Linked DNA regions of Homo sapiens: region 2 is linked to region 1. The links are chromatin loops, found by intact Hi-C in ENCODE. Cell type or tissue: B cell. All regions are shown on one strand. Each heading gives the region's core, and the rest is flanking DNA. Links, peaks and the distances in the headings are about the cores only.

Region 1 (16,333 bases), core at 4,308-12,307:
ATCACTTCCCAAAGGCCCTGGCTTTTGTTTTTTTGTTTTTGTTTTTTTTTTGACGGAGTCTCGCTCTGTTGCCAGGCTGAAGTGCAGTGGCACGATCTCGGCTCACTGCAACCTCTGCCTCCCGGGTCCAAGTGATTCTCCTCCCTCAGCCTCCTGAGTAGCTGGGATTACAGGCATGTGCCAACACACCCAGTGATTTTTTGTATTTTTAGTAGAGACGGGGTTTCACCATGTTGGCCAGGATGCTCTTGATCTCTTGACCTTGTGATCTGCCTGCCTCGGCCTCCCAAAGTGCTGGGGTTACAGGCGTGAGCCACTGTGCGCAGGCCTGGCTTTGGTTTTGCCTCTGCTATCCCTGATTCCCTGTAACTGGGACCACTAGCACCCTGTACTACAGAATTGGTTCTGCTCCCATTCTGAGTTTGTGGGAGTCAAGGAACATGTCAACATGCCTGATCACATCTCCCTCGTCATATTGACATGCCATTAGAAAGAAGTCACCTCCCCAGGCCTGGGACCTAAGAGTCCTTTGGCAACCACCTGGGTTCTATATCATTTTCCTAGTGTCCCTTTGTGATGGTATCTCTGTCTACCTAATTCCTCAAGCCAGAAAACGGAAGTGGGGGTGGGGAATCACCTTTTCGGTTTCCTTTCCCTTTTTTTTTTTTTTTTTTTTGAGATGGAGTCTCGCTCTGTCGCCCAGGCTGGAGTGCAGTGGCACGATCTCGGCTCACTGCAAGCTCCACCTCCCAGGTTCACACCATTCTCCTGCCTCTGCCTCCCGAGTAGCTGGGACTACAGGTGCCCACCACCACGCCCGGCTAATTTTTTGTATTTTTAGTAGAGACGGGGTTTCACTGTGTTAGCCAGGATGGTCTCGATCTCCTGACCTCGTGATCCGCCTGCCTCGGCCTCCCAAAGTGCTGGTATTATAGGCGTGAGCCACCGCGTCCGGCCCTCGGTTTCCTTTTCTTTAGGATTCTGCCCTCCATAAAAGGAAATACCTGGTCAAGTCTCTCTCTGGGACATATCTCCAACATGCCTGCATTTCTTCATCCTCAGGCACTACCCTGGTTCATCTCTCACCAAGATTACGATTGTCTTTCAGTTGATTTGACTTATAAATGGATCTTCCCATTTATCTCAGCATAACATACAATTCGATCTTTTAAATAAATACAAATCCTATCTCACAATCGCACTACAAGATACATATCCAAAGGAAATAAAATCAGTATGTCAAAGAGATGTCTGCACTTTCGTGTTTATTGCAGCACTATTCATGTAGCCAAGATATGGAATCAACCTATGTTTCATCAACAGAAAGAAAATGTTATATATATATATATATATATATATATATATATATATATATACACACACACAATAAAATAATACTATTCAACCATAAAACTAGTGAAATCTTGTCATTTGGGGCAACATGGATGAACCCGGAGGATGTTAAGTGAAATAAGTCAGGCTCAGAGAGCTAAATACTGCATGCTCTCACGCATATGAGAAATCTAAAAATACTGCTCTCATAGAAGCATAAAATAGAGAGTGGTTACTAGAGGCTGGGGAGGGTGGGGAAGATGGGGGATGGAGAGAGACTCATCAGTGGGTACAAGGTGACAGACAGGAGGAAAAAGTTCTGGTGTTCCATAGCACATTAGGGTGACTGGTTAACAATATTATATTGCATATTTTAAAATAGCTAGAAGAGAAGATTCTGAGTGTTCTCACCATGAAGATATCATAAATGTATGAGGTGATAAATATGCCAAATACAGATTGAGCATTTCTAATCCAAAAATTTGAAATCTAGGCCAGGTGTGGTGGCTCATGCCTGTAATCCCAGCACTTTGGGAGGTGGAGGCAAGCAGATTGCTTGAGCCCAGGAGTACAAGATCAGCCCGGGCATCATAACAAAACCTTGTCTCTACAAAATATAAAAAATTAGCTGGGCATGGTGGCACGTGCCTATGGTCCCAGCTACTTGGAAAGCTGAGGTGGGAGGATCACTTGAGCCCAGGAGGTTGAGACTGCAGTGAGCCATGACTGTGCCACTGCACTACAACCTGGGCAACAGAGCAAGATTCTGACTCAAGAAATAAAATAAAATAAAATAAAATAAAATAAAAAATCTAAGTGTGAAATACTTCAAAATCCAAAACGTTTTGAGTGCTGACATGATACCACAAGTGAAAAATTCCACACATAAGTGTTCAACACAAACTTTGTTTCATACACAAAATTAATAAAAATATTGTATTTCATTATCTTCAGGTTATGTGTATAAGGTGTTTATAAAACATAAATGAAGTTTGTGTTTAGACTTGTTAGACTTGGATTCCACCCCCAAGATATCTCATTATGTAAATTAAAATGTTCCAAAATTAAAAAACAAAATTGAAATCAGAAACACTTCTGGTTCTAAGCATTTTGGATAAGGGATACTCAACCTGTAGCCAGATTTAATCATTACACAATAGATATACTAAAACATCACACTGTACCCCATGAGTATGTACAATTATTAAGTGTCCATTTAAAATAAATAAATTAAATGCAAATCTGATCATGTTAATCTTCTGATTTCCCCTTCTATGTTTTCCTATTGATTTTAGGAAGTGTGACTTCGTATTTGATGCTCCTTTTGGCGCCAGACCTCTTCCTAAGCTATAGGAATATGGCTTGACAATTTCACTTCCTTCAGACCTTTGCTCAGCTATCCCCTGACCACCCTGTATAAAGCTGCAGTACACATACTCTTTGCCTCCTTATTCTCCTTGCTATTCCTCTACAGCATTCATCACCATCTGGTTCAATCCCTTCCTACCAGGGTAAGCTCCATGAACTAGGGAACTTGTATGTTCTGTTCATTGCTCTAGTCTCAGTACCTGGAACAACACATGTCACATGATAGGCACACAACAAATATTTAATGAATATTGAATTAAATCAGGTTTTGTTAGTAAGTGGTGGACTCAGGATTTAGATTCAAGCAATCTGACCCCAGAAATCTTAATATTTATAAGTAATGAACTTCCATGTACCAGGCAATATGGTACAATGAACTTCAAGTGAAAACACAAAATACATTATGGAATCACACTCATGGTGGAAGCTAGTAACAGGTCACAAGTAATCCACACGAGACCATGTAGACACACATGAGGCAAGTAGTAACTTGTAAAGTCATTATGTAGCATTTATAGATGACAATTTTATACACCACCAAAAGAAAACACAATTCAGTCAAAACCCAGGCAATATTTTTGCAAATCACCAGATAACGTCATGTGGTGAGTGCTTTAAGGAGCAAAACGAAACAATGAGGTTTTGGGGAGAAGAGACTGGTAAAACCCTAGCAAGCAAATGTTCAACCATAGCAAAACAAAGGGGAATGTGGTTGTTTGCATGTCCCATAGACAGAGGCAGAGGGTGGGGATCCACAGGGTGCCCCAACATCCCACTGGTGAAAAGAAAGAGAAAAGGGCAGGGCTCTACCCTTCTTCAGTCTAACAGGTTGGCCTGGAGCCGGGCCTGAGCAAGTCACCTCAGCAGCCTCCGGAAATAGAAATGCCATGGGAGGAATCCTGCCCAGTCTCCACCTCAATGTAGTGGCTCCTCACCCCTAAGATGCAAGGTGCAGGCACTTCCACAGCAGAAGAATCCATTAAAGAGGCTGGGTTTGAGAAAATGAACACAAATCAGTGGCTACAAAATATAACAAGGCTTGATTTATAAAAACAGCCTAAATGTCAGTGTAACAAGGAAAAGGAAGGTCGCTGGTGGGAGAAAGGAAGGATCCCCCTCAGTGGGAAGGTGCCACAAAGCCCAAAGATTCCAATGGAATCATCTAGAACCTTTGAGGAACCCCAGCCTCCTGCCTAGGATGGCCCAGGGAGAAGGGAGGGGATCAGGATTGAGGAGGACAGCATTGAGGGATTCTCCGTTATTTTTTTGTGTTTTTTTTGTTTTGTTTTGTTTTGTCTGAGTACTCCTAATTTTTCTACATAATTTATAACAAGAAAATTTTCAACTATTTATTTTTAAGGACAAAAAACATGTAGGGAATAAAGGAAAATTGATAAATAAACCCCAAAGCTGGTTATCTGAGAGTTGGTCAAAGATATTTTGGCAAAGCTCATTGAGAAATATCACACATGAAAATCAGAAATTAGGCTGGGTGCAGAGGCTCATGCCTATAATCCCAGCACTTTGGGAGGCCGAGGCAGGCAGATCACCTGAGGTCAGAAGTTCAAGACCACCCTGGCCAACATGGCGAAACCCTGTCTCTACTAAAAATACAAAAATTAGCCGGGCATGATGGTGGGCACCTGTAACCCCAGCTACTCAGAAGGGTGAGGCAGGAGAATTGCTTGAACCTGGGAGGCGGAGGTTGCAGTGAGTTGAGATTGCTCCATTGCACTCCAGCCTGGGCGACAGAGCGAGTCTCGGTCACGAAAAGAAAAAAAAGAAAGAAAAAGAAAATCAGAAATTAAAAAGATAAGGATACTAAACTACATGAGACCAGGCATGACAATACACCCACAAACTATAAACTATCAATAAGAAGATATTTTTTCTTGCCCATGTATTAAATAAAAATTGTTGTTGCAAGTAAAAACTTGGATACATTTATAACAATGTAAAAAATTACAAAACAAAAATCAAACCATAAAATATAAAACTTAAGCATTACTTTCTTCTCAAATCCCTGACCCGGGGAGAAGGGAGGAGATCAGGATTAAGGAGGAGAGCATTGAGGGAGTCTGCAGGTTTTTTTGTCTGAGTACTCCTAATTTTTCTACATAATTTATAACCAGAAAATTTTCAACTATTTATTTTTAAAGACAAAAAACATATAGGGAATAAAGGAGAATTGATAAATAAACCCCAAAGCTGGCTATCTGAGAGTTGGTCAGAGATATCTTGGTAAAGCTCATTGAGAAAAATTATACATGAAAATCAGAAATTAGGCTGCGTGCATGATCCCAGCACATTGGGAGGCCGAGGCAGGCAGATCACCTGAGGTCAGGAGTTCAAGACCACCCTGGCCAACATGGCGAAATCCTGTCTCTACTAAAACTACAAAAATTAGCCTGGAGAAGGGAGGGGATCAGAAAAATGCCACAAGTCATTTTTGCTATGAAGTCTCCGAACTCTAGCTAGGTTTAATGGTGCAACATCTGCATATTTGTATTTGTCTGTTTTCTTGCTGCTGATAAAGACATACCTGAGACTGGGCAATTTACAAAAGAAAGAGGTTTAATTGGACTTATAGTTCCGCATGGCTGGGGAGGCCTCACAATCATGGCAGAAGATTTCACTGGGAAATTCATTAAAGCTTTCGAGGAAAAGAGACTTTCCATATTTTATAAACTCTTCCAGATAACAAAGAAAATTATAATATCATTTTTAATGTAAATAATCTATTTTTTTAATATCAGCAACTTTGGCAAAGACAGCATGTTATTAATAAAATTGCAGACATCCTAAATAAAACACTTGAAAATAAATTCATAGATATGTTACAATATTTCAGTATGTCATTGAAGGCTTATTCCAAGAAGACAGAGTAATATTAATATAATGGTAGGAAATCTATTAATGCATACTTTAAAATACAAAATAAAAAAAAATAGATGCTGAAGAAGTATTTAATAAAGCTTAACTATCATTGTTATTTTTAAAAACCCTCTTAACTAGATATTATAGGATGACATCTTATACCAACGAGACAATATTATACTTTAAGAGAGAAAAGTTGAAAGCGGCTGGGCATGGTGGCTCTTGCCTGTAATCCCAGCACTTTAGGAGGCTGAGGCGGGTGGATCACCTAAGGTCGGGAGTTCGAGACCAGCCTGACCAACATGTAGAAACCCCGTCTCTACTAAAAATACAAAATTAGCTGGGTGTGGTGGTGTGTACCTGTAATCCCAGCTACTTGGGAGGCTGAGGCAGGAGAATTGCTTGAACCCAGGAGGCAGAGGTTGCAGTGAGCCAAGGTCACACCATTGCACTCCAGCCTGGGCAACAAGAGTGAAACTCCATCTCAAAAAGAAAGAAAGAAAAGAAAAGTTGAAAGCATTTCCAATAAATTCCGAAATACCTGCCATTTCCTATTGTCTAATGTAGCTCTAAAAGTTCGGGGCAATGAAATAAGTCCAGAAACAGCAATACAAGGTATAACTTTTTAAGTCAAGAAGACAAAATGATCTATATTTGCCTGTGATATGATATTTAATTTGTGACTCTAGGAAACTTTAATTACAAATTAAAAACTATTAAGACTAATAGAAGAACCCATTAAAAAGAGACGAGGTTTAAGTTAATGAACACAAATCAATGGTTATAAAACAGCCTAAATCGAGTTCCTCAAGGCAGGTGGCTGATCAACATGGACTAGAAAGGGCTCCTTGCTGGGCCTTCACAAAGGAGAGTGATGGTCAGAGGCTGGAAGACTGATGTTGCTGCTTCACAGTAGATATGGGCCAAGACATTATAAACTGTCATATTCTGAAAGTGTTGTGTGTTCCGAAGCCTTCTCTCTGTTGATGATTACTGTTACCCTCTGTTGGTGTCTCCATAGAGATTATTGCTTAAAAAAAAATAAGAAAGCCGACCTGCGGGTTAGTCTTAAGAAGGTGTGTCACTTGCTTCCTAGAGTCCCAGCCCCAGAGGAGTGGTTGGTGCAGCGCCATCTGGACCATGCAGCCACCACAGCGAGTTGGGGGTGACAATTTGAGTCTAAGGGAGTGATCCTGGGAGCTCAGCAGGAGAAAAGCCCAGGAGTTGTTCCTGGATATATTGCTTGCAAATCTCCAGGCAAGCTCAGCTGTTTCAGCGGATGAGTGTTTCCTGACGTGTGGGCACCTGCTGCTGGTTCTGTCCCCTTTCTCCAGTGTCCTTTAGAGTGTGCCTGGGGATAGAAGCAGTGTTATTTCTCCCTTGGCTTCAAGCAGGAAAAATATTCTCATACAGTGTTGTCTGAAAGAGTGATTTTCAAAATTGTGGGTCATGACTCGATAGAGGATAGAGAATCTGTGTAGTGGATTTTGAGAAACTTTTTAAAAAATACAACTAATGGAAGAGAAGATAAAATGCCGAAGGACTTCACACGCAGTAAGGGCATGCGCTGTTTTGTGGCATTTCGGTTTCCTGGTTTGGGAAGAAGAAGCAGATGGTCTACACCACTGGAAGGCACAACTCCATAGACAAGGGGTTCCTGGACAAAAAGTTGATAGTAGCACCAGAAAGGTAGAAGCAGAAAGCAAACACATCCCACACACCTGGAGGCACCGAGGCAAGAGCTGTTCAGGTCATGGCCTTGGTGTAATCCTTGCCTTCTCTTTTCTCTCATGCTCTACATGTAAACCATATACAAAATTTGTCAGCTTGACCTGCACTCTATATCCAGATTCCAATCACTTCTCACCATTTACTCTGCAAAGTGGCAGCTGGAATATTTATATGGTTTGGCTGTGTCCCCACCCAAATCTCATCTTGACTGTAACTCCCACAATTCCCATAAGGGGAGGTGATCGAACTATGGGGGTGGGGGGCGGTCTTTCCTGAGCTGTTCTCATGATGGTGAATGAGTCTCATGAGATCTGATGGTTTTAAAAATGGGAGTTTCCCTGCACAAATTCTCTTTCTTTGCCTGCTGCCATCCACGTAAGACGTGACTTGCTTTTCCTTGCCTTCCGCCATGATTGTGAGGCCTCCCCACCCATGTGGAACTATAAGTCCAATTAAACCTCTTTCTTTTGTAAATTGCTCACTCTCAGGTATATCTTTATCAGCAGCATGAAAACAGACTAATACAAATATGCAGATGTTGCACCATTAAACCTAGCTAGAGTTTGGAGACTTCATAGCAAGGACGACTTGTGGCATTTTTCTGGTTATTTGCCATTAAATTGTGAGCCAGTGAACTGAAAGGCAGCACACTTAAAAGAGTCATTTTATCCACTGTTCTCTTTCATTTAACTGACGATCTCCTCTTTCTCCCTGTGATGCTGTAAACCCCATGTCTTTTGTGAAACTGGCTCTGTAATCAGACCATGGCCCATCCAGCCTTGAAGCTCTCTCCTGCTTACAGATGGGGTTTTGACATTATGCCTTTGGGTTTTGTGGCACAGAGATTTCCACTTCTTCCTCATGAGCCCAAGCAAGCGTGAGCTGTCTCAGCTACTTGGAGATTGACGTCAATCTTTCCGCATGAGCCAGGGGAAGCTGCCTCATTTGTTTGCCCTGTGGCTTCTCTACTTTTCAAAAAAGGGAAATCAGTTCTTCTCTGAGTCATGTTATATTTTTTGTGACCGATAGTAAACCTCTGAGAAATATCTCTAGACGTTACACAGTTCAAATCAGTCACTTATAAAATTAAGCATTATGCTCTCTCTCCTTCTGAAAAGTCCAGACAAAGAGCATCAGATTTCAGAGAAGAATCTGCTCTTCAGAACAAGGGCTAACCTTGCATGTGCAGTTGTCAGGTAAAGATAGATCAGCCCTACTCACATGGCTGTAACCATCCACAATTTGGTTTCTCTGTGCAAGTTCCTCTGGTTAAGAAGCCTGGGATACCCAGGGAGATGCTGGGTGATGGGCTTGCACACAGTATCGTTGGCGGCTTCCTAAGATGTCAGGCTGAGCATATCCATGTTTCGATTTTGGTGTCAGCCATCAGTTGCTTTTAGGCTTACAGCAATTCTCTATTTTATGAACTCAAACAAAATTACAGAAGGAAAGCTGTCAATTACTTTTCTTTACTTTCTGAATTAGAGTGTCCATCCCTAGTCCTCCACCAGACACCACTGTAGGCAAACAAAGCATCTTACAAATGATGCATCATCAAGATGCACAGGGAATTTTTTTTTTTTAAGAACTACAGGAAAAAAATCAGTCACATGTTTAGCATTTTCCCTGGAACAAATTTATTTTGCTGTTACAGTGGTCGGTGGCCTGCGGTGTCTGTCCTTGGTATTTGGACAAGGAGATGCCTGCTCAGTGACTAAGCTGGGGTTCTCCACATCAGCAAGGCCCTCACTCAGGATTGGCCATGGATATGGACCGACCCCACTGCACCTTTAGAGTCCAACAGCTTTCCTTCGCAAGATGGCCCACTGGAGGTGAAGGTGGATTCTGTTGCCCTGGATCCCAGGAAGTTAACTTGTTCCTATGTGAGTCAAACCTTGGGTCTGATCTCAATTGTTTCCAACCATAAGCAATTGGTCTAGTGTTCGATGCAGGGCATGCTCAGAGCTGTCTGGTTATTTGTCCACACCTTGCTTGGCACATGTGTTATTTTGGAGAAAACTTCCTTTCTGCCTGAGAAGCAGGCAATGAAAGGGAGCCTCCACTGGTAGACAAGACTCTCATTCTCAGGCTTTGCTAACCTCCAAGGCAGAGTTTGTGCCTTGTTTCTCTGAACCCGAATGGCACCTATTGAGTTCCTTTTTTATAGCACCCGTTAAGTTCCTCTCAAGTTCTCTAACTCTAACCCTAACTCTAGTAGCATATATCACTTACCTTATTGTAACTGTTGCTTCCTCATTACATTGTAAGTTACTTGCAGGTGGATATTTAGTGTTAATTCATGTTGGTATCCCCAAGCTTAACATAGTAGCCACTTGTATCAGTTACCTCTTGCTGTGTAACAAATTATCCCAAACTCAGTACCTTAAGACAATGAGCACTTATTATTGTGGCTTATGTGTCAGTGGATCAGCTGAGGGTTGGCTGCTGAGCTGTACTGAACTTGACTGACCTCAGCTGGGTTCATTCGTGCATTTGGGGGATCATCTGGGGTCACTGCTCTAGCCTGGGCTTGGCTGGTAGAATTTAGCTGAGGCAGCTCTGCCCCACACAGCTCTCATCCTCCTCACAGGACCAGTGACCTAGTCTGGGCATGTCCTTCTCATGGCCATGGCAGAAGATCAAAACAGAAAAAAAAAAAAAAAAAAAAAAAAAAAAAAAAGCATTAAGGTCTCTCGAGACCTAGGTTCAAAACTAGTAGTGCTCGGTCACTGTTATCTCATTCTATTAGACGAAGCAAGTCTCACGATCAAGGCCACCCCCAAGGTGGGAAAACAGACTCTGCCTCTTTGGGGTAGCAGGTACTGTATAGTCCACATGGCAATGGATGAGCCCATTAACTTAATTGGGCACACTCCTTGACTCATACCATTAGCAAGTTCAGGCTCAGCTTGGCGCCAGTTCTTTTCTCAGTCAGAGGGGATTCAGCTGGGTGCAACGACTCACACCTGTAATGCCAGCTACTCAGAAGGCTGAGGTGGGAGGATCACTTAAGGCCAGGAGTTCAAGACCAGCCTGGGCAATGTAGTGAGACCCTGTCTCTAAAAAAGAAGGGGAGGGATTAAAGGATTCCTTCTTTGGTGCAAACCCAGCATTGATCCAAGCTTGCTTCGTGGAAGCCGTCTAGTTAATATCTGGCACCCAGCCTAGGAGGTGATTTGAAATGGGTAGGAGGGGCTCATAATATCCGGGGATGAGACTCCTGTCCTGAAACCACTCCTGCAAGCTAGGACTTGCTGAGTCCTGAGAAATAGCACTGCTGCTCCCTGCCTGGAACTTTACACATGCCCTGCTCTGAGATTCCTCTTTGTTACGCTCCTACCACCATCCAAATCACCTGCCATTCCTTGTTGGACATTTGTTACCAAAGGCTAAGCATGAAGGTCTTGTCTACCAGTGGAAGCCCCTTTCCTTGCCTGCACCTGAGTCTTTTGCCTGCTTTCATGGAAGTGTCAAGTGTGAGGTCTTGAAATTCAGGCTTTGAATGTCCAGTTTTCAGTAGTCTGTTCTGCTGTATGATAAGCAGCCAAACAGAAACAAAACAAGAATAAACTTTGCTTTTTAAAAACTGCTTTCCTAAGTTTCTTTTTGTCATATTAAGAGCCTAATGTGATGAGAGAACTTTCCACTGAGAAGACCAAACAGTAACAGATAATGTAGGTTACTTCCCTGAAATCAACCACCAAGCAAGTAGACGAGTCCTGACCAAAACCTTGGTCACCTGATGACCAGCTTAGATTCTTTTTCCTGTCCTCTGGCTCTTCTCGTGGTTAGTAAAATTCCTAACAGCGACTGACTGAGGCAGGAACATCATAGTAAGGAATGCACCATGTGTTAATGAGTGCATTTAGGAATCCTGCTGGCCCCTATCCTTTTCACATCCACATGTCTGTCCTGACTGCATGAGGCATCAGAGAGATTGTAAAAGGCGGATCACCCATGCCCTTAGAAATTGCCTATGGCAGTGGTTCTCAAAGAGTGTCCCCAGGGCATCCACATCAGCATCACCTGTTTACCTGGCCTCCACCCCACAGCTACCAAATCAGAAATTCTGGGGATAGTGTGCCCAACAGTCTATGTTTTCACAAGCCCTCCAGGGGATACTAAGGAATGTTCAAGTTTGAGAACCACTGATCTAGAGATCTAAACCATCACCAGCCTAGCAGTGATGGCTTTGGTGGTATATGGGGTGTCTGAAACAAAGTTTTCCTTAAATGCACCAAGAAACCCTTCCCATCTCTACCAGTATTGTAGTCAGACACAAGAATGCAGCATGGATTTAAGAAATTTGGAGGGTTTTTGTTGTTGCTTTAATTTGGTGGGCACAGGTTGGAAACTGTGTAGAGGGATATGGAAACACTGCAAGGATTGCCCCTCTGAGTAATGGGACAAGATAATCAAAATCAAAACCCTTTTGTGTTTTGTGACATTCCTAGTATTTCCTAGCTCTCTCTAGTTCTTTCCTAAGTGTAGGTTCTTATCTTGGTCCCTTTTAGCAATTATTCTCAGTTGTATTATTTCTGGCACAGAATATGTCTAATCCCAAAACAGAGCACATCAGTTATGCAATATTTAATGCTAAGTGACACTGGTTCATCCCATGTGTGGCACTGGGGAAGGGAGGGACTCGCCATTGTGTCGAACATGCCTGCTGGGGAGCAGGAATGTGAAGCTGATTCAGCAGAGGCAGGGCAAATACTGTTTACCCTTTCCTTAAAGAATCAGCCTGGGTCGCCTTCCAGGCAGGCCACCATGTGCTTACCTCTATGGTAGGAGTTGTCACCGAGTGTTAACAAGATAATAAGCCTTCTGAATGCCTGTTTAGCTCCCATCTGCCCTGACTCCTTGAGCAGAGGGTTCATGATTCATGCCTTTGTATTCCAGCCCCGAAGGTTTTTTGTTTGTTTTGTTTTTTTTTTTTTTTTACATTTCAGAGGATTACACAATTACATTTTCTTACTTTCTGACCTGCAAATAGATACCTTAAATGGAATTTTAAAAAAATTATCAAATTAGGTATATCCAAAATGCAACAATTACGCATATAACAATTAATTCACAAAGTGCAATTTTACTGGGACATATCCTAAGAATTGAGGAACAGCCAGTCGGGAGAAATCTGACCAAATTTAGCAATCAACTATTTACAAATCCAAAATCAAAACTCTCTAAATTCCCAAACCAGAAGCTTGAAAGTATTTATTAAATCCCCACCAGACAAAAGAGAGTGATGACTAAAACCTATCCAGTCTTTACAGTTTCAATCCCAAATACTGAGCTATTTCCCCAGTCTGTAACTGAATGGCAAGCATCTGTTTGTCAAACGCCTACCCATCTAACCTTTACACCATTATGCACATAGAAAGGCTAAGTGTTCATTAATTAAAAAACAAGTAGTCATTAAATATCCATACTATTGGCAAAACCCCATCTCTACTAAAAGTACAAAAATTATCCGGGCATGGTGGCAGACCCCTGTAATCCCAGCTACTCAGGAGGCTGAGGCAGGAGAATCGCTTGAACCTGGGAGGTGGAGGTTGCAGTGAGCCGAGATCGCGTCACTGCACTCCACTCTGGGCGACAAGAGCAAGACTTCATCTCAAAAAAAAAAAAAAAAAATCCACACTATTCCCCCAGCCCACCAAGCCCTTACTGCAGTCCCAAATATGCAACTTGTGTCACATAGTGACAGATCATATTTCATATATATATATATACACATACACACACACACACATACAGGATTAGGTACAAATGGCAATTAACAATCCCTACAAAAATTCAACTTCAGTTGAGGCTAGGGCTCCTATGCCTTGAGATGGTTTTGGACTTCAAAACTCAAAAATGCTGCTAAAATCTCACTTCTTTAACACAAAATTTGATTATATGTTCAGTTTAAGCTTCTCAGTTTAAAAATGGCTATAAGGTAAGTATTAAAAAGCCAGCCGTTGGCCCGGCACGGTGGCTCACACCTGTAATCTCAGCACTTTGGGAGGCCGAGGCAGGCGGATCATGAGGTCAGGAGATCAAGAACGTCCTGGCTAACACAGTGAAACCCCATCTCTACTAAAAATACAAAAAATTAGCCGGGCGTGGTGGCTGGCCCCTGTAGTCCCAGCTACTCAGGAGGCTGAGGCAGGAGAATGGTGTTAACCTGGGAGGCGGAGCTTGCAGTGAGCCAAGATTGCGCCACTGCACTCCAGCCTGGGCGACAGAGCAAGACTCTGTCAAAAAAAAAAAAAAAAAGCCAGCCATCCAGCCCTGAAGGTTTAACACCATGAGTGACCACACATCAGTGCTCAGTCCATGTTTGCTGAAGGAACAAATGACCCAGAAAAGCTTTTCAGACTCCATACCTGATAGAGGGGAGCTAGGGAGACTTTGAACAGAAAACCACATTAGGGTGCCTGTTACCTGTGTTTGGAGCAGGCATAACCAGTGGGCAATTACTAGAATCAACCTCCTCAGGGAACCCCAGGTCACAACTTGGGAAAACGCAAGATCACTCATCTAAGGAGATGAGATAAAGAAAATCCAAAACAGAAAGATAAATGCAATGCAGGCTTACCACAATATGCAAAGCAACACTTTGTGCCTATGGCTGCTTTTTAATTTTTATTAAACTTTTTTGAGGTCATTGTAGATTCATAAAAAGTTCTAAGAAATACAGTGAGACCCTATGCACCTGTTACTCAGTTCCCCCAATGAAACTCTAGCAACGCTACAGTACAATAGCATGGTCAGGATACTGACGTTGATACAATATCTTTAGATTCTGTGTTCTGGGCACCTCACCTGCCTGTCTGGTTCGGGCCCCAGAGATCACTCTTAAAATAGACATCTGGGAGGCACCCATTACTAGACTAGGTTAATTGGGAGTCGTGAGTTTCAAGCTAGGGAATTTTAGGATTTTTAATAAGGAGATGTTTAGGTGGTTTATTCCCAGGTTACAAGCAGCCGTGCCCATGATGAGGGTGAGGACAGAGCAGTGGTGCCTAGTGATAGGATCTGCTGGAAGAGGGCTTGGAGGCTCTGGGTGCATTCACCTCCACCAGCCAGCCTGGTGCCTGCATGAAGGAGCCAGGGGGGGTGGGGGCCAGATCCCAGCACACACTGGCCCCGCTCAGTCCTGGGGTGCTTGGATGGAATAAGATTTGAAATAGTGAGCGTTAAACTAGACCAGCTGTCTTACTGAGTAGGGATTCAGGGGCTCTGAAATGAGAGGGAAGAGGTGCCAGGGAGGCAAGGGAGGTTTGTTTGTGAGTGGCTTTGTACCAAAGCCATATGACAGTGGGAGGCAGGTCAGTCATGCACAGCCTGGATGAGTCCCTGGAAGGAAAGACTTGGTCCCTGGTGTGTGCACCTCTCCCTAGTGCCACCTCCTCATCACGTGATAGCTGCCTCTGCAAAATGCACAATAATGTACCAGGCCCCCCAAATCACAGGCATTAGAGAAACCAGCCTCTGGGGCGCTTGGTCCCTGCAAGGATTGGCTTCATAGGGACACCCAATTTACTACTCTTGCAAACCTGTGCTAGACTTGCCTAAGGACATGGGTGCTTCCCTGACTTCACTCTTGCCTGTGGTTTGTTGTTTTGTTTTTTGAGATGGAGTCTTGCTGTGTCACCCAGACTGGAATGCGGTGGTACAGTCTCAGCTCATTGCAAACCCTGAGTCCCAGGTTCAGGCAGTTCTCCTGCCTCAGCCTCCCAAGTAGCTGGGCTTACAGGCACCCACCACCACGCCTGGCTAATGTTTGTATTTTTAGTGGAGGTGGGGTTTTGCCACGTGGTCCAAGCTGGTCTTGAACTCCTGACCTCAAGTGATCTGTTTGCCTCAGCCTCCCAAAGTGCTGGGATTACAGGCGTGAGCCGTGGCACCCAGCCCATTCTTGTGTTTATAAAGAAACATTTTGTATAAAACCACCCGCAATTGTTTAAATTTCTCTTTCCAAGTGAAGTAGGATTCAGCTAGAGCACTGAGGATAACTTCTGTCCCCTCTGACCCCTTCCAGCAAGAGGGAGGTTAAAAGCCAGGACCCAAACTGGTGCCACCGGAGCTGTGGACTGCATCCAGACGCTGTGGGAAACCTAGGGGGCAGAGATGTCACCCCCGACAGAAGGCGGCTGTGCAGGAGATGTGCTGAGTTCGTGCCTGGGGAAGGGAGTCTGGCTACCAGCCTGCAGGGCTTCTGAGCCCACGGCGTCTGTGCAGCCACGGGAAGTGGGACTCACTCGGCTTTCAGCACCACAAAGACAATCAAAGAATCTGGCAGGTAAAGAAAAGGTGCTTTTGAGGGAAAAGGAGTGTAAGGAAAGAAAACGAAGGCACATGAGGGGTTTATGATCTAAACCCAAAATATTGTGTCAGCACGGAGGCCCCGGCTGGGCCCTGCTGAGAGCTGGAGCTGTCCTTCCTTGCCAGGCCTCTGTTGCTATGGCTGTTTGGCAATTTTTACTTCTTAAGAACTATAATTACCTGACTTCAAAGGAAAACAGAGGGAGGGTCAAAGAAGAATTGGAAAGAAAATCCACCCGTATGGCTGGCAGGACATTGTGAGCTGGAATTTCTGCCAAGAAGTTGTGTGCAAGTGTATCCATTTGAGTACATGTGTGCCTATGTGAGCACGAGTGTCTTTGTGTTTGAGGGTGTGTGTTTATGTTTATATGAGTGTGTATACGTGTATGTGTATGCATGTGTCTGCAGGTGTGTGACTATGTGTAAGTATGTGCATGCATCTGAGTGTGTCTGCCGGTGTGTGACCATGTGTGTGTAAGTATGTGCATGTACATGTCTATGGGTTTTCCCATGGTGACTGTCTGACTTAGTGCATGTGTACGTGTGAGTGTGTGCATGCATACATCTGAGGGGGTGGGCAGATGGGTGTAGGGGTGTGCCGAATGGAGCAGAAGCAAAGAGAGAACCAGAAGCAGGACCCCTAAGCAGAGGGCTGACGCAGAAGTAGATGTTAAGGCACTATGCTCTCAGGAGGGGGGTTGCCAAAGTC
Region 2 (16,333 bases), core at 3,459-11,458, 140 kb after region 1:
TTTTAAAGTATGAGAGAATAAAATGTCATCTATTACCGGAAAACCCTTCTACGCCTGCTCTGAGCTTTGCTGCCGTTTACATTCTGATAATGGATATACTGAATCTCCTAAATTTGTTCTTCTTGTCACTTATTATCTCTACATGCCTGTCACTTGTTTATCTCTTCAGTTTTGCTTTCTTCATTAATCTCGGCAGACTTTTCCTCTGAGAATTTCAGGGCATCTCATCTAACCTTCTCTGCCTCCGCTGACTTTTCTTCTTTTAATTCACTAGTTGTACTTTTTAACAGAAGACCCTTTTTTTCTGCTCTCGTGTCATTCTCTACTCACAGATACAGTATCCATTGAAAACAGATTGAGAGCACTCCAAAGCTCTCTTCCTGCTTCCCGGAATAAGCCTATGTCACGCCCAGGAATTAGGGAGTTATGATACGGATGGTATTTGCTCTGAGTTCCTAGCCCAGTTTCTCCCAGAGCCATCATCACGGGGCTTTTCAGATGTCCTGTTGCTTTTCTTAGCTTGCTTAGCATGCAGAGGGGTTCTGATCTGTATCCAGGGAGCACCGGCGGTGAAGGTGGCTTCTGTAAGAGACGGGGCGAGATTGTGTAGGATCCTGCTGAAAGTGTCTCAACCCAGATTTACCATGCTTTTCACTTTGGCAGGTCAGAAGTTGCATTCTCTGCAAAAGACTTCATAGCTGTACTGAGGCAGGCTGGGTCACTGGCCACTTCTCTAGCGGCCGTGGAGCCTCTGGTTAGCAGCCGGTGGTGGCAGAGCCCACAGTGTCAGCGCGCCCCTGCCTGTACCTGGAGACGCTGGGATGAGGGCCTCCGTGGACCCCCTGCTCCTGCTGCCGGATCCAGGACCCTTACTGGGAGGGAGAGTGGCTCCTCCTCCCTGGCATGTCATCGGGGGCCCACATCACAACATCTCCAAGGACAGGCAGGGGCACCGTAAGGCTGTGGGCGCCGCTACCCCTGGCTGCTAACCAGGGGCCCCACAACGGCTGGAGAAGTGTCCGGTGACCCAGCCTTCCTCGGCACAGCCATGAAGCCCTGAGCAGAGAACGTGACCTTGCCTCTTATCTCTGTAGCATGGACCACAAGGTACAGATGGAGGTTGCGATTGCCTCCCCAGGTAGAGGGGGACACACACACCTCAACATGTCCCCATTCCTTTCTCTCCCTCTAATTTCCCTTACATGAAACATTTTGCAAAACTCCCTTGAAGTTCCTGGCGTGCTGTTGAAATGCACCCTCCCGGGTCTCCAGCGCTCACGTATGTTCTTCTCTTTTGGGTTACTTTCTGGATTTGACATTGGGATGGGGGAGGCATGTTAGAGGCATATGCTCCCTTCGCTATTTTAACCGAAAAGCCTATAGTGTTCTACTGAAAGGGAGTTTTCTTTTTCTTGCTGAAAGTGGAACCAGACAAGATAGACACGGCACAAACGAGTATCTAAGGTGAGAAACAGCAGATGGCAAGGAAGCCAGCTTCCAAAGGTCTTGTGGCGCCACCGCAAGGGACGGCAGAAGGAGCCCAGGACAACTCAGCCCTATCCCCTTTAAGATGGCGACCTCCCTTCTCTCCACTCCTCCAGGCGACTGCCCGCCTTTCTGAGAACAGCGCAGTGGGAGGACCACCTTTCCACAATTTGAGTCTTTAAAGCAGAAGCCTCCCTACTACGATTTCACTTTGCACGGTCGAGGTCTCATTTTCACAGGAAACTCATTTCACAGAGGCTTTCCTTTCAACCCACATCCAGTTGTTGGAAACAAAGATGTACATGTCACCTAAAAAAAAAAAAAAAAAAAAAAGGCTGGGCGCGTGGCTCACGCCTGTAATCCCAGCACTTCCGGAGGCCGAGGCGGGCGGATCACCAGGTCAGGAGATGGAGACCATCCTGGCTAACACGGTGAAACCCTGTCTCTACTAAAAATACCAAAAAATTAGCCAGGCACGGTGGCTCACGCCTGTAATCCCAGCACTTTGGGAGGCCGAGGAGGGCAGATCACCAGGTCAGGAGATGGAGACCATCCTGGCTAACACGGTGAAACCCCGTCTCTACTAAAAAATACAACAACAAAAAAAAGTTAGCCAGGCGTGGTGGCGGGTGCCTGTAGTCCCAGGTACTTGGGAGGCTGAGGCAGGAGAATGGCGTGAACCCGGGAGGGGGAGCTTGCAGTGAGCCGAGATCGCGCCACTGCCCCTCTAGCCTGGGCGACAGACCGAGACTCCGTTTCAAAAAAAAAAAAAAAAAAAAAAACAGAAAATAGTTCAAACAAAGGGACAGTAGAAAATGAAAATCTCTACCATTTGTCAAAGGGCCCATTAAGCTCATTATTTTCTGAAAAGCAATCTTTCGGCCGCCTTTTGTCAGTTCCAAGTTTAGAACTGCACATTCAGGTTGTGAACGTGGAAATTAAGCTAAGAGGGGCTTGACTGATGCTATTTTTAAGGCAGTCCACGTGTTCTCATGGGATGGGAGGAGAGACGCAAATATTCATTAGGAAAGGAGCACCTCATTGGCTGTAAGCTCCACTTCTGCTGCCTCTAGCATTGGCACAGCTTGGAACCATCCCACAGCCCTTCCAGCCCCAGAACACCTCAGTGTCCCATGGCTGGCTTCCTACTGTGGCTGCAGCTAGTTCTGAACACCTGGCAGGGCTTCCCTGGCCTTACTACCTACAGTTCCAAGGGTCCCTGTTCAATCCTCCCCTCTTCATTCTTCAGCTTTTCCAAGGTTTCCACTTTCATGACAGAGAAAAACGAAAAGTGAGCTCATTGTAACCCACAGGGCTGGGGATTCATGATCCCCTTGACTGGGCAAGCAAATCACTTTTGTTGGTTTTTCTAACCTGTTGGCCTCTGATACAAACAGCCCCTCTAGCAGTAGAGCTGGTGTTTGCAAGTGGGACCTTGGAGCTGGAGCTTCTGGCTTTGAACACCTGCCCCACAGTTTCCTGGTTGTATGACCCTAGAAAAGATAATTGGCTTCTCTAAGCCCCAGGATGATCAACATACTTACCCCAAGAGAGTAATTGTGAGGATCAGAAAATATTATTCATGGAATGCTGCCTAGAATGAATACTGTCCTCCAAAAATGCATGTGCACCTGAAATCTGTGAAGGTGACCTTATTCGGAAATAAGATATTTGCAGCTGTAATCAAGTTAAGATGAGGTCACATTGGATTAGGGTAAGAAGAGGGAAATTAGGACACAGAGGCACACAGAGGGAAGATGGCTATATGGTAACAGAGACACAGAGTGGAATGACCCTATCATAAGTAGCTATTACTTAGGACCAAGTGAAAGAATGTCAAGAATTGCTGGCAACTACCAGAAGCTGGAAAGAGGCCAGGAAGCGTATTTTCTTAGAGTCCTCAGAAGGAGCACAGCCCTACTTCCAGCCTCCAGAGCTGTGAGACAATGTCTGTCTCACCACCATGTTTGTGGAATTTGTTACAAAAGCCTTAGCAAACTAATTGTAGATCCTTTAATATAGTACCTGATGCATAGTAAGTGAACAATCAATATATAGGTGTTTTTTATTAGCCTATCAATGTGTCTAGACATAGTAGGTGTTCAATAAATGTTTACGGAATAAAATATGTAATGTTAATACATCTCTTTGAAGTGTATTTTAAAATATATTTCTGCGGGGAAAAGAAAGAGAGATCAGATTGTTACTGTGTCTGTGTAGAAAGAAGTAGACATAAGAGACTCCATTTTGCTCTGTACTAAGAGAAATTATTCTGCCTTGAGATGCTGTTAATCTATAACCTTACCCCCAACCCTATGCTCCCTGAAAACATGTGCTGTGTCAACTCAGGGTTAAATGGATTAAGGGCTGTGCAGGGTGTGCTTTGTTAAACAAATGCTTGAAGGCAGCATGCTTGTTAAGAGTCATCACCACTCCCTAATCTCAAGTACCCAGGGACACAAACACTGCGGAAGGCCGCAGGGACTTTTGCCTAGGAAAGCCAGGTATTGTCCAAGGTTTCTCCCCATGTGATAGTCTGAAATATGGCCTCGTGGGAAGGGAAAGACCTGACCGTCCCCCAGCCCCACACCTGTAAAGGGTCTGTACTGAGGAGGATTCGTATAAGAGGAAGGAATGCCTCTTTGCAGTTGAGACAAGAGGAAGGCATCTGTCTCCTGCCCGTCCCTGGGCAATGGAATGTCTCGGTATAAATCCCAACTGTATGTTCCATCTGCTGAGATAGGGAAAAACCTCCTTAGGGCTGGAGGTGGAACATGCGAGCAGCAATACTGCTCTTTAAGGCATTGAGATATTTATGTGTATGCATATCTAAAGCACAGCACTTAATTCTTTACCTTGTTCATGATGCAGAGACCTTTGTTCATGTGTTTATTTGCTGACCTTCTCTCCACTATTATCCTATGACCCTGCCACATCCCCCTCTCCGAGAAACACCCAAGAATGATCAATAAATACTAAGGGAACTCAGAGGCCGGTGGGATCCTCCATATGCTGAATGCTGGTCCCCTGGGCCCCCTTATTTCTTTCTCTATACTTTGTCTCTGCGTCTTTTTCTTTTCCAAGTCTCTCATTCCACCTAACGAGAAACACCCACAGGTGTGGAGGGGCAACCCACCCCTTCATATTTCTAAATAAGTCTTTATGCAGAAAAATGTATAATATGATGATATTTAGTGTTAACAATTTTTAAACAATTTTAAACCTAAGATAAGCACAATAAGTAAATTATGGTATCTCCATATGGCAGAATTATATATATTTTGCAATAATTAAAAAGCATTTGTGGCCAGGCATGGTGGCTCAAACCTGTAATCCCAGCACTTAGGGAAGCCAAGGCGGGTGGATCATGAGGTCAGGAGTTTGAGACCAGCCTGGTCAACATGGTGAAATCCCGTCTCTACTAAAAATACAAAAAATAGCCAGGCGTAGTGGTGTGTGCCTGTAATCCCAGCTACTCGGGAGGTTGAGACAGGAGAATTGCTTGAACCCGGGAGGCGGAGGTTGGGGTGACCTGAAATTGCGTGACTGTACTCCAGCCTGGATGACAGAGCAAGACTCCATCTTGAAAAAAAAAAGTGTAAGGATTTTAATATTATTAAATATTTTGACACAAAATATATTATTTCAATATAGAATTTTTTAGTATCATAGAAAATAAGTTACGGTGAAGTTAAATGAAATAATAATATAAACCTATTAGGTTAATCTATATTAAAATATGCATAAAAAGTTTGGAGTAGTTACCTATAAGTCATTATAAGTGATTCTTTTTCTTTTTTGTGTGCTCATTTTCATATACATTTGCCATAGTGAGTGTGTTTTACATTGATAATAAACAGAAATTTTACCTTTAAAAAAAACCAATTCAGGTAGCAAAGTATACATGTAATGTAACAGCATATACCTTCCCATCCTTCCTTACATTGTGCCATGGATTTTATAAACCAGAGTGATTTGTGCGTGTGTGTCTAAAAACAGCATTTGCAAAACGAATTACTTTGGACCAAGTTTGTATCTACAGCATGAAGAGTAATCATTTGTTGGCTTGAAATGGCATTCTATTTTGCAGAGAGCTATGTTCCTGTGAGATATTGACTGAGGCCCTGTCTCAGCTTGAAAATATAAAATGTGTGAAATCAATCAATCAATAAGTACTGTTTTAATGATCATGATGTGCCTGTGATTGTACTAGGCACTGGAGGTTGAAAAGAAATTTAACCAGAGAGTTTTAGAGTTCCAAGAAGCATCAATGATCACTCATTTCAACCTTCTACCCAGAAAATGAATGTTCTGTATTATAAAGCTAGTTGGGCATTGTGATAAAGCATAACTTTGGTGGACTCCAATGATGTATTCACGTTTTATGTGGTTCTCTCACTTTGAATTTGCTCTGGCCCAGTGACCCTGCTTCAACCAACAGAATGTTGCAGAAGTGAAGCTACGCCAGTTCTGGGCTTAAACGTCAATCAGGCCTAGCAACTTCTCTTCTGTCTGGATGAAGGTAGACACAGCATAAGAACTACCTGTGACCATGATGCTCTGAGAAGCCAGCCTAACTATGTGCAGAGGCCACATGGAGGAAAACTGAGGCCTCCAGCCCACAGCCCCAGCTGAATTTCTAGATGCAATCAGCACTAACCTGCCAGCTATGAGTGAGGCCATCTTTGAAGTGGATCCCTCAGCCCCACTCAAGCCACCCAGATGATGCCATATGAACTGCCCCTGCCGAGCCCTGCCCAGATTGCAGAATCATGAGAAAATAAATTAAAAAGGCTTTGTTTAAGTCAGTAAGTTTAGGGTTAATTTTTTTGGACAGCAACAGATAACCAAAGCAGAATTCTAGTCTCAGCTTAAACACTTTTAGGAACAGAAGACTCCATGCCTCGTAAAGTAATCCATTCTGTTTCTTAATAGCAATAGTTATTAGAACATTGTTCTCTATATTTAACAAAAATCTGCCTTCCCATCACTCACAACCTGTCTCTATGGTAAAGTCAGTCTGTGTGCCTGCCACATGGCAGCTCTTCCAGTTTTTTTCAAAGAGTCATGGTCTTTATTCACCACACCTCCAGTTCCCATTGCACCCTGCACACCCAGGGTGCACATGAACAAGTCTTTTCTTTCTAGACATAAATATCTCCAACTCCTTCATGTCCCGATTCTTTCCCTAAACAGCTCAAACTCTTATTAGTAAACCAGATGCTACCTAGAAACACATGTGGGACCCCCATCACTGTGTAATAAAGTGATACCATCTAAAAGTGTTCCAGAGCCAAGTCGAGCAATCTTCTATACACATCCAGTTTGTCTTGTGGGTGGCGTGTATGTGTGCACATACATAAGGTTATTTTTGTTCTTGTTCTAAAATATTTCTGAGAGCATGGGAAATGGAATTACTCTGGTAGAACCACAAATTGAATAACTAGACCAGAATAAGTTATGGGCCTTGCATCTATCTGAGAGAGAATGGGTGGAATGTTCAATGTGGTCTCCCACAGCTGCAGAATGTGAGCCTTTCAATGTTTTCTTTGCCTTTCAATCCATGGCTGCTCGGAAATATTTTTCTCAGATATTTACTGACTAGGCCGAGCAAGGGGGTTGGGTTGATTGGAGGCAAGTATGGAAGCAAGGAGAAGAGCTAGTGGCTTGCTACAAGGAAGGCTGAGCGAGGCTGAGAACCGGAATAACAGGCACAGGAAAGGGGAGGGCCTGGGTGTCCCCATCCAGCCCTGGGGCATCCACAGAAACAGGGCCGGTGATGGTGCCTCCTGGAGGGGAAGACAAGTGGGGATGGGGAGGGGGGGCTTGGGGGGTGGGGGGTGGGCGGGACACTGTGAGCAATGGAAGCTGAAATCTAACACAGGAACAGAAAAGCAAATGCCACATGTTCTCACTTATAAGTGCAAGCTAAGTACTGAGTACATGTGAACACAGAGAAGAGAACAACAGACACCGGGGCCTACTGGAGGGTGGAGGGTGGGCGGAGGGTGAGGACTGATCAACTGCCTGTTGGGTACTACGCTTATCACCTGGGTAATGAAATAATCTGTACACCAAGCTCCTGCTACACGAAATTTACCCATATAACAAACCTGCACATGTACCCCTAAAAACAACAAAAAGGAAAAAAAAAAGAAAGGGAACCCGAGGGATGGATGCAGCCTTGGCTGCTTCCCTATGATCTCCATGGACCCTCGGCTGCTCGCCCATGATCTCCATGGACCTCTGAGTCACCTACTTTTATCCATCAGTGCAGAGTTGGCAATGCGATTTTAAAGCCTCGCCCCCAGGCTTTTCTCAGCTCCTGGCTTTTAGGTTCCAGTTCAGCGGACCCCAAGAGTAGTCACAAGAGCAAAACAGCTGAAAAAAGAGGTGAGATAAATCTCAAAGGGGAACTGAACTTTCTTCCTCCCCCTTATATTCAATCTGTGCCTGACAGCCATCCCTTGAGACCTGGCACTGGCCTCAGAGGAAGCAGGAAACCACGTGCCAGCCATCACCCCAGTGCCCTCACGGTGCAGTCACGGCGCAGCGGCTCGTTTACCCCAGTACCAGACTCTCAGCTGAGTGCCGTTAGCCCAGTTGACAGATGAGGAGGCAAAGACTCTGAAGGGCTACATGACTTGCTCATAGTGGCAGAGCCAGTATTCAAAATCAAGCCTTTCTTTGCGCTGCACCACTGGGCTGCTCTGATGGGACAACTGCCCCTGCTGTGTGTTTCAGAAGCTAAAGGTTTTGCCCAAGGCCTGCAAGGGGTGGTCTTTCCCTCAAGTAATCAAAGCCCCAGTAGGCCTTCAAGGTGCCTTGTCTCTTTTGTGATTTAGTCACCTACATGGAGAAACTCACAAATCCTCCCCCAGGACACGGCCAAGGTCATAAGAAGGTCACCATATAGAGAGCCTCAGTGTCTTGGCATTGGTGACCCAGGTCTGGCTCACAGCTGAGTTCATCCCTAGGTGGGACCGGTGCCCACGAGACCGAAGCCTTTGCCTCCGTGGCTTCCAGTTGGATTTGGTGTTGCCCGGGCTAGTCTCCTTCAGTCTTCTCCCCCTTATTCCTGAGGCTCCAGGGCTCCCGAGTGGGTCTCCAGGTAAGGTAATCACTGTGATCCTTTGTTGTAAATGAAATAGGAGAAGAAATGGGCTCCATCAAGCAGCAGCTAGCCATTGTGGCATGCATTATTTATGCGAAAGATACGAACATTTCTGCCTCTAATCCTAATGAGATGAGTTCGAGGGAGAACCCTGGGATTCATAAATTTGTCTACGGAGCAGAATTCATAATAAAGCCAAATGTGAGTGCAGAGTCAGGCATTTCTTTTGTGTGTGCGGTTGTCATTTGAGAGACAAAAAGCTTAAGATGTCAGGGAAAAAGAAAGAGAAACTATTTAGAGATGAACAGATGCAAATGTAAATAGTTACTGGAAGATAAATGGAAATGCCAAACCCATAATGCATAGAAGGTTTCAGGGGGAAAATTACAGCTCAGATCCAAAGAGGATCAGATAAGATAGACGATATTGCATGTAATTGTATTTTACTCTAATCCTCACTGGGAAAGAGACAGAGAAAGCTTGACTTCATGTCTCCCTCCCCGGGTCTTCAGTTTCCCTCCAGCAATACTCAATCTGGAGTTACTCCTATGATGTTGATCTCCAAATTACTGTCCACTTTTCAGTCGTCCCATGAGCCTGGCCATCATGGCCCTCACCTGGACAGGTGTAGCCAGTCCTCTGGAGCTCAGCTGTTTACCCCCATCTGTTCCCGGGCTTCCAGGACCACCTGGCTGGACATGTATTATGTTCTACCTCTCTGGACTGCCTGTCTGCTTCACATTGAGCCAGGTTTACATATCTGCTTTAACTCTCTCCCCCGACAAGCAGACATATATGTGTGCACATGCCCATCCACACAACACCCAGACGCACACAACATCCATATACACACACACAACATACACACACCACACACATACACACACACACACACACACACACACACACCATCTTTTTTGGTACACTCTGGAATGGTAGCCTGATCCAGATATCTGATTTCTCCCTTTGCCTGCTTATGACCCTGGAATCTGGTATGAGCCACCCTGCCTTGCAGGTTTGCAGAAATTCTTCAACCCCTCGGGCTGTCTCACTGTGCAACTGTAAACATGTTCCTGTCTACAACTGGTGATGTAGAAAGGTTGAAGTCAAGCTCATTCTGAATAGTAGAGACATAAATCTAGAGTATTTTGAGCAGTCTGAAGAGAGACTCCTACCCAAAGACAACTCACCTAATGCTTGTCCTGGGGCCTGAAATTGCAGCATGAATAAATCACAACATTGACATTGTAATTGAAGAGTAAATCTGTGTGTGCATAAGATAAAATACGTAAAAGGGATGGTAGGGCCTTCAGCAATGTGCTCCTAGATGGTTCATCAGGGCTCTGTTGTGGCCTCCTCACTCAGTGGCTCTCCAGACCTGTTTGTTGTGGAGGGCTCCGGCAGCACATTGGTGGGAGGGGCAGGACCGGGTCGCTTCCTCATAGATGTGAGTGCATTGGTTACTCACCAGACTAGGGACTGGGAGGGCAGACTAGGGACTGGGAGGGCAATGTGCTTTTTCCTCTAAGGAGAGTTTGAAAACTCTAGATACTGGATGAGTTCAATTCGTTTCTCTCAAGGAAACAATGGCACAGTATCTAGAATATGCAGTGGCAGGAGTTAGCTTTTACTACACACACTCAGGTCATTTGTCAAGACATTCATGGGGCTCCAGAGAACACCTGGTGGCTCTCAGTAGTGTGATCAGAGTGGGGGCGCCATCCCTGTCACAACAAGAGACAAGACCGAGAATGGGATTTGGAGTCAGCAAGAACCGAGTTCAATTCACTTAGTGGTGTACAGTCTTGAACTAGTAACTTAACCTCCTGACACTCGGTTTTCTTGTCTGTAAAGTGAGGCTGATAACAGGGCCCATCTCAGTCATTCAGCCAATGAACCCAGTGAACAGAGTGCAGTCATCAGCACGGCACACAGTAAATGGGGCCACACCTTTCATCAGCAAACGTGCTCAGTCACTAAGTGTTCTGAATCATTCACAATAGCAGCTTTCTCCAAATCAATCATCTTAGGAAACCGATGAGTCCAAGGCATTAATAATATTACTAATGACAAGTCATAGACAAACACCTTGGAGAGGCTTCAGGCTCTGGGGAACGAAACAGCAGGAGGAGCACAGGCTGAGGGAGGAGGGGGTCCCCAGGGGGTTACCGACACCCTGGCACCCTGTCTCAAGCTGAGTGGTTTTCACTCCAGTCAGGGGGGATGAGAGTGGTCCTTCATATTTATTTTAAGATATTTATTCTATGGGAATTGTATTTACACTCTTTAACAGAGGACTTTCCGACCACATTTTGGAACTCCAAGGCAAATAGCCTAACTTAGAAATGTTCCGGGTGCCTGGCTTTGAATACTGATCTGCCTCTTCCTAGCTCTCTGCATTTGGCAAGAAACTGGGCCACCTCAGCACCCCATCTGTGGAAAGAGAATACCTGTCATTCCCGCCACATAGGGCCTTGTGCGAGCTGGACAAGTTCACCCCAGCAGAGTGCCTACGACAGCACCTAATGTTCAGTGAGTGCTCCATAACAGCGGCTATCATTATGATTGCTGTATTGTATTTGTTCAGACAATATTTTGGTGCATCAGGTGCTGGGCTCAGTGCTAGGGTGGTCCCCACCCTCTGCCTCCAGGGGGCTTGCACTCTTCCAGGCCAGTGCCTCCACTTCTGCTCTGGGCCTTGTCCCCACTCAGGCTACTCAACGACACTCGGGGATTCTCTCCCCTTTGCGTGCTGCATCATCCACTTTTCTCTGTCTATGAGATTACTCCCATCTGCACAAAAACACGCTATCGTGTCCTCCGTATTCATAAAAACTCCTTTGACCCACATTCTCCTCCAGCAACTAACCCATTTTGCCACTTCTGTTTGTAACATATTTCCTCAAATAATTGTCTTCATTCAAGGTTTCCCCTTCTTTCTGGAACCCTCTCCATTTAGGCTTTTACCCCCATCCTCTCTGTGGAGCTGCTCTCTTGAGGTCACCAGGGACCCTCATATTGCTAAAACCAACAATCCATCCCTTAGCCATCTTCCCTAATCTGCCAGCAGTTTTTGACCTAGTAATCACTTCCTCCTTCCTGGTGCACTTTCTGCCCTCATCCTCCAGACGCCAGGCTGCTCCCAGTTCCCTCCTGCCTCAGTAGAGCACTTCCTCGGTCACCTCAATGGTTCCGTTCAAATCCCCAACCTCTTCATTTTGGAACAGCTGAGTCCCCTCTCCTCTCTATCCACATTCACTGCCTAGAGATGTCATTCAGCCTCATGGCTTGAGGCATCCTCTGTGCTGACAGCTCCCTAATCTGTAATTCTAAACTGTTCCTCTTCCTTTAACTCCAGTCCCCTATCCAACTGCCTACTCAACGCTTTCATTCAGACGTGTAGTTAACATCTGATATGGCTTGGATATTTGCGCCCTCAAATATCACTTTGAAATGTGATCTCCAATGTTGGAGGGGGCCTGGAGGCATTTAAATCATGGGAATGGATCTCTCATGAATGGCTTGGTCCTCTCCTTGAGGTAATGAGTGAGTTCTCACTCTATGAGTTTGGACGCATTGGCTCATGCCTGTAATCCCAGCACTTTGGGAGGCCAAGGCAGGTGGACCACCTGAGGTCAGGAGTTCGAAACCTGCCTGGCCAACATGGTGAAACACAGTCTCTACTAAAAATACAAAAATTAGCTGGGTGTGGTGGCAGGCCCCTGTAATCCCAGCTACTCTGGAGACTGAGGCATGAGAATTGCTTGAACCCAGGAGGTGGAGCTTGCAGTGAGCCAAGATCATGCCACTGCACTCCAGCCTGGGCAACAGAGCAAGACTCCATCTCAAAAATAAAAAATAGGCCGGGCATGGTGGCTTATGCTTGTAATCCCAGCACTTTGGGAGGCTGAGGTGGGCAGATCACAAGGTCAGGAGATTGAGACCATCCTGGGTAACACGGTGAAACTCCGTCTCTACTAAAAATACAAAAAATTAGCCAGGTGTGGTGGTGGGCACCTGTAGTCCCAGCTATTCGGGAGGCTGAGGCAGGAGAATGGTGTGAACCCGGGAGGCGGAGCTTGCAGTGAGCGGAGACTGCACCACTGCACTCCAGCCTGGGCGACAGGGCGAGACGCCATCTCAAAAAATAATAATAAAATAAAAAATAAAAGAGTGTGGCACTGTTCCCCCCACTCCCACCATATGATATGCTCCTCCTGCTTCGCATTCTGCCATGAGTAAAAACTCCCTGAGACCTCATCAGAAACCAAGCAGATGCTGGCACCATGCTTCCTATAATATAGCCTGCATAACCATGAGACAATTAGACCTCTTTTCTTTATACATTATCCAGCCTCAGGTATTTCTTTATAGCAATGCAAAAATTGATCAACACGACCTCTTAAGTTTAACATGTCCAAAGCCAGACTCTAATGTTCCCCCACCTCAGTTTATTCCCCTTGATGGCTTTCCCGATTTTAATAAATGGCAACTTCATCTTTCTAATTGCTCAGGCTAAAGAGTTTGAATCATCTCTGAGTCTTCTTTTTCTCGTATTCCACATCTCATGCACCAGCAAATCCCATTGGCTACACCCTCAAAAGATATCCAAACATGTCTGAGTTCCAACTGTTTATCCCATTTTCACCACCACCACCCTGATCCAAGCCACCCCACCTCTGGCCTGGAGTATTGCAATAAAAGCCTCTGAGCTGTTCCTCTTGCTTCCACCCTTCCTTCCCTGTAGGTGAACCTTTTAAAACATCATCACCCCACTACATTTGGAGTGGTCTGTTCTGCAGCTATGGGTAACTGTAACACACATCTTTATATTCTTAAATAAATTTGGTTCAGGCCCCCACTCAGTAAGGCTCACTAAGGCTGTTAGGATATTCTATTTCAGCCATGCTTTGCGGGGCGGGGTTTTCATCATCCTTGGGATGTAGAACAAGAACTTGAAATAATTTTTTGTCCTAATTACTTTGTGAGTCATCCATCTTCAGCAGGAAGTCCTCTTTTCAGGCAAACCCTGGGGCTCATCATTCACAAATGTTTATTGAACCAGGCTCTGTTCAGACCCAGAGAACACAGCAGGGAACCAACCAGACCAAGTCCCTGACTGCCGGTAGCTTACCTTTTAGTGAAGCAGCCCCACAGTAAATAAATCAACAACACTGACTAAGTTTGAAACCTTCTTGTTTAGTGGGGTGGGTTTGCTGATAAATCTATTACTTGACCACACATCCTCTCATTGTGCAAACCATGGGAATTCTTCGATATGCAAAGAATTCACAAAGGCAAACCAACAAGATAGGATCATCCAACTCTTATAAACTGAGGCACGTGTGTGTGCCTTGACTTACTTTTCCTGTGTAGTGAAGCTTTGTTCTCACTTTGGGATTGGTCTTTGTTTCCTCTGACACCTGCATTAGAAGTTTGTCTGATCCTCTACCTCTCTGACAATTGGTTACAATCTGAAAACAATCAGGACTGGAAATGCAGGAAGACTTGGTATAATCTAAAGACCTATCATTAATGTGTACCTTTCTTTTTTTTGGTTAATTTCAGGCTTTAATTGCCTATATAATTATCATTTTTAATGTACTTGCAATCAAAGACACGAACAATAAAATTTAGGTCAACCATAGATTAAATTGTGGAAGAAATGAAATTTTCTAAATTTGGTCCTGTCTCTCTCTCTCTCTCTCTCTCTCTCTCTCCTTTCACCTTTGTCCCAAGTATCTGCATTTCCTCCATTCATTCCTCCCGTTCCTCCTATAGGGTTAGATGAACTCAGGGGAATCACACAGCCTGTGGTTCCCCTGAGTTCCTCCTACCCCCATATTTCTGAGATCTCCACTTCCATTCATACCATCCAAGCACCTCATAGGACACTTTCCAATTTAACAGGGAAAACAGCCCCTAGACTGTCAGTCATGGAGGGGCCTTCAGGGATGACTTGGTCCAGCCCCCTCATTTTGAAACTGAAGAGTCTGAGGACTAGAGAGATGGGGTGATTTGCCCAAGGTCAGCAGAATCTTGAAGCTGGAGTGAAACCTTAGGGAGGGGATGGGGGAGGGGCTTTTCATACACCTCTGACAGCCCGGGAGAATTATGTTTTAGCAAAGAGGCCTCAAATCACACCCTGTAGGCAGTTCTAATCAAACTGCAAACTCTAAATATAATTAGTGTGAGTGTATTTTGGAAATCCTTTTTACTTAGCTATATCTTCAATTATTAAGAATCTTTTGTTGGGGCTTGTATTTATTTTCCTTAAATCTAAAATGGTTATTTCTCAAGGGCAGAAATTTGATGATTTTTCTCTTTAACTTTTCTCTTTCAACTCTTTCTGCGCTGCTTAAATTCTAAAAAATAAGCAGACATGATTTTTACAGAAACAAAAAGGAATTTTTTTAAAAAAAATTGAATATTTTAATGATATATCTCACTTTAATTACACAGGTAATTACAGGTTTGCAGACCTGATCTTACAAAATTGGGTTAAAAACTAAATATGTGATCGAGACCATCCTGGCTAACACGGTGAAACCCCGTCTCTACTAAAAATACAAAAAAATTAGCCGGGCGTGATGGCGGGCGCCTGTAGTCCCAGCTACTCGGGAGGCTGAGGCAGGAGAATGGCGTGAACCCGGGAGGCGGAGCTTGCAGTGAGCCGAGATTGCTCCACTGCACTCCCGCCTGGGCCACAGAGCGAGACTCCGTCTCAAAAAAAAAAAAAAAAAACTAAATATGTAAGATGATAAAAGAGTAGTTTTTTTTTTTTTAATCTTAATGTAAACAGCCCTTGAAGCAATGTGAAAAGTCTACAGATATATTTTGGCCTGAGCACACCTTAGAGTAGTTGGTTCTTGAATCACTCTGGACTGACAAAAAGCCCTTTCAGAGAGCAGCGCAGGTCTGCTGGGGATTGATCTATCATTGAACTATAATTTTTAAGGACTTCTAGATTCATCTAGAAAGATGCACAGAAACTGTTTGGAATTAGAGGAAAGAATCCAGGTAATTCCCAAGAGTAAAGCAATGAAATTAATTAAGAGAAGGCCATTGCTGGAAAATAAAGATTTAATAGAAATTCCCCTAGTAATTGTTGTTAAATGCTCAATATAAGACCTAGTACATAGTCAGCACTCCGTAAACTTTGGCAAACATTGTTTTTATTATATACTCCTGTCAACCCAAAGAAAGAAACTGAGCCAAAATTAATAGAATTTATTTGGGCCAACAGCTTCCCAGCAGACACTTCTAAGTTGCTCTGGGGAGCACTCCCTTTGACCTTTGTTACAAGCAAGGTTTTAAAGGCAGAAGGGGGACAGGGAGTGGGCTGATAGAAAGTTATTGTCAAATTCTTATTGGTTTACAGAAATAACATTGATTAGTGATTGGCTGTACATTGGTGAACTATAGGGTGTATGGCACTTTATGGCTACTTGGCGTCAGTTAGTCTAGAGCCCACATAGCAGGTGGCTTCAAGAGGTAATTATTTAGCTCAAGAAGGAGTGAGACGTGACTGCTGTCACACGCTATCACATTTCATTGCCCCTCTGGGCCTGGTAATTAAGGGGGGCTCACATTCCTCAGATAAAAAGTTTCTTTTCTTTCTCACTCCTGAGGACTATAACTCCCAAAGTGCTCTGAGCCTTGTCTATCCTGCCTCCCTGACTATCCTCATCACCTTTCTCCTGTGCTGCTTATGAGCAGAGATGAGAACTGGTG

What was found. Hi-C counts contacts between places; a loop is a spot of excess contacts. Peaks named below come from ENCODE experiments on the same cell type or tissue, not always from the same donor. Only the 100,000 strongest peaks of a DNase experiment are listed, where the experiment ranks them.
Region 2: a loop joins it to region 1, with 11 times the contacts of the local background. A loop is called at or near these places in 1 of 110 quality-filtered maps.

The regions. Positions count from the first base shown.
Region 1 is chr2:234,300,864-234,317,196 of GRCh38, reverse strand. It overlaps LOC105373933 (a long non-coding RNA gene), which reads left to right and starts at 15,323. Exons shown (of 4, transcript XR_007088124.1): 1 at 15,323-15,601. RefSeq lists an enhancer at 8,015-8,154. In B cell, for the core only: no CTCF peak of the experiment used is centred there; DNase peaks (open chromatin) are centred at 8,176, 9,373 and 9,646; H3K27me3 peaks cover 2,927 bases.
Region 2 is chr2:234,156,360-234,172,692 of GRCh38, reverse strand. No RefSeq gene overlaps it. Among named protein-coding and RNA genes, the nearest start is that of SPP2, 110 kb to the right of the region's middle. RefSeq lists enhancers at 885-1,387, 3,581-4,080, 8,009-8,509, 8,005-9,204 and a silencer at 15,049-15,221. In B cell, for the core only: no CTCF peak of the experiment used is centred there; DNase peaks (open chromatin) are centred at 5,952 and 7,972; H3K4me3 peaks cover 1,422 bases; H3K27ac peaks cover 1,882 bases; H3K27me3 peaks cover 822 bases.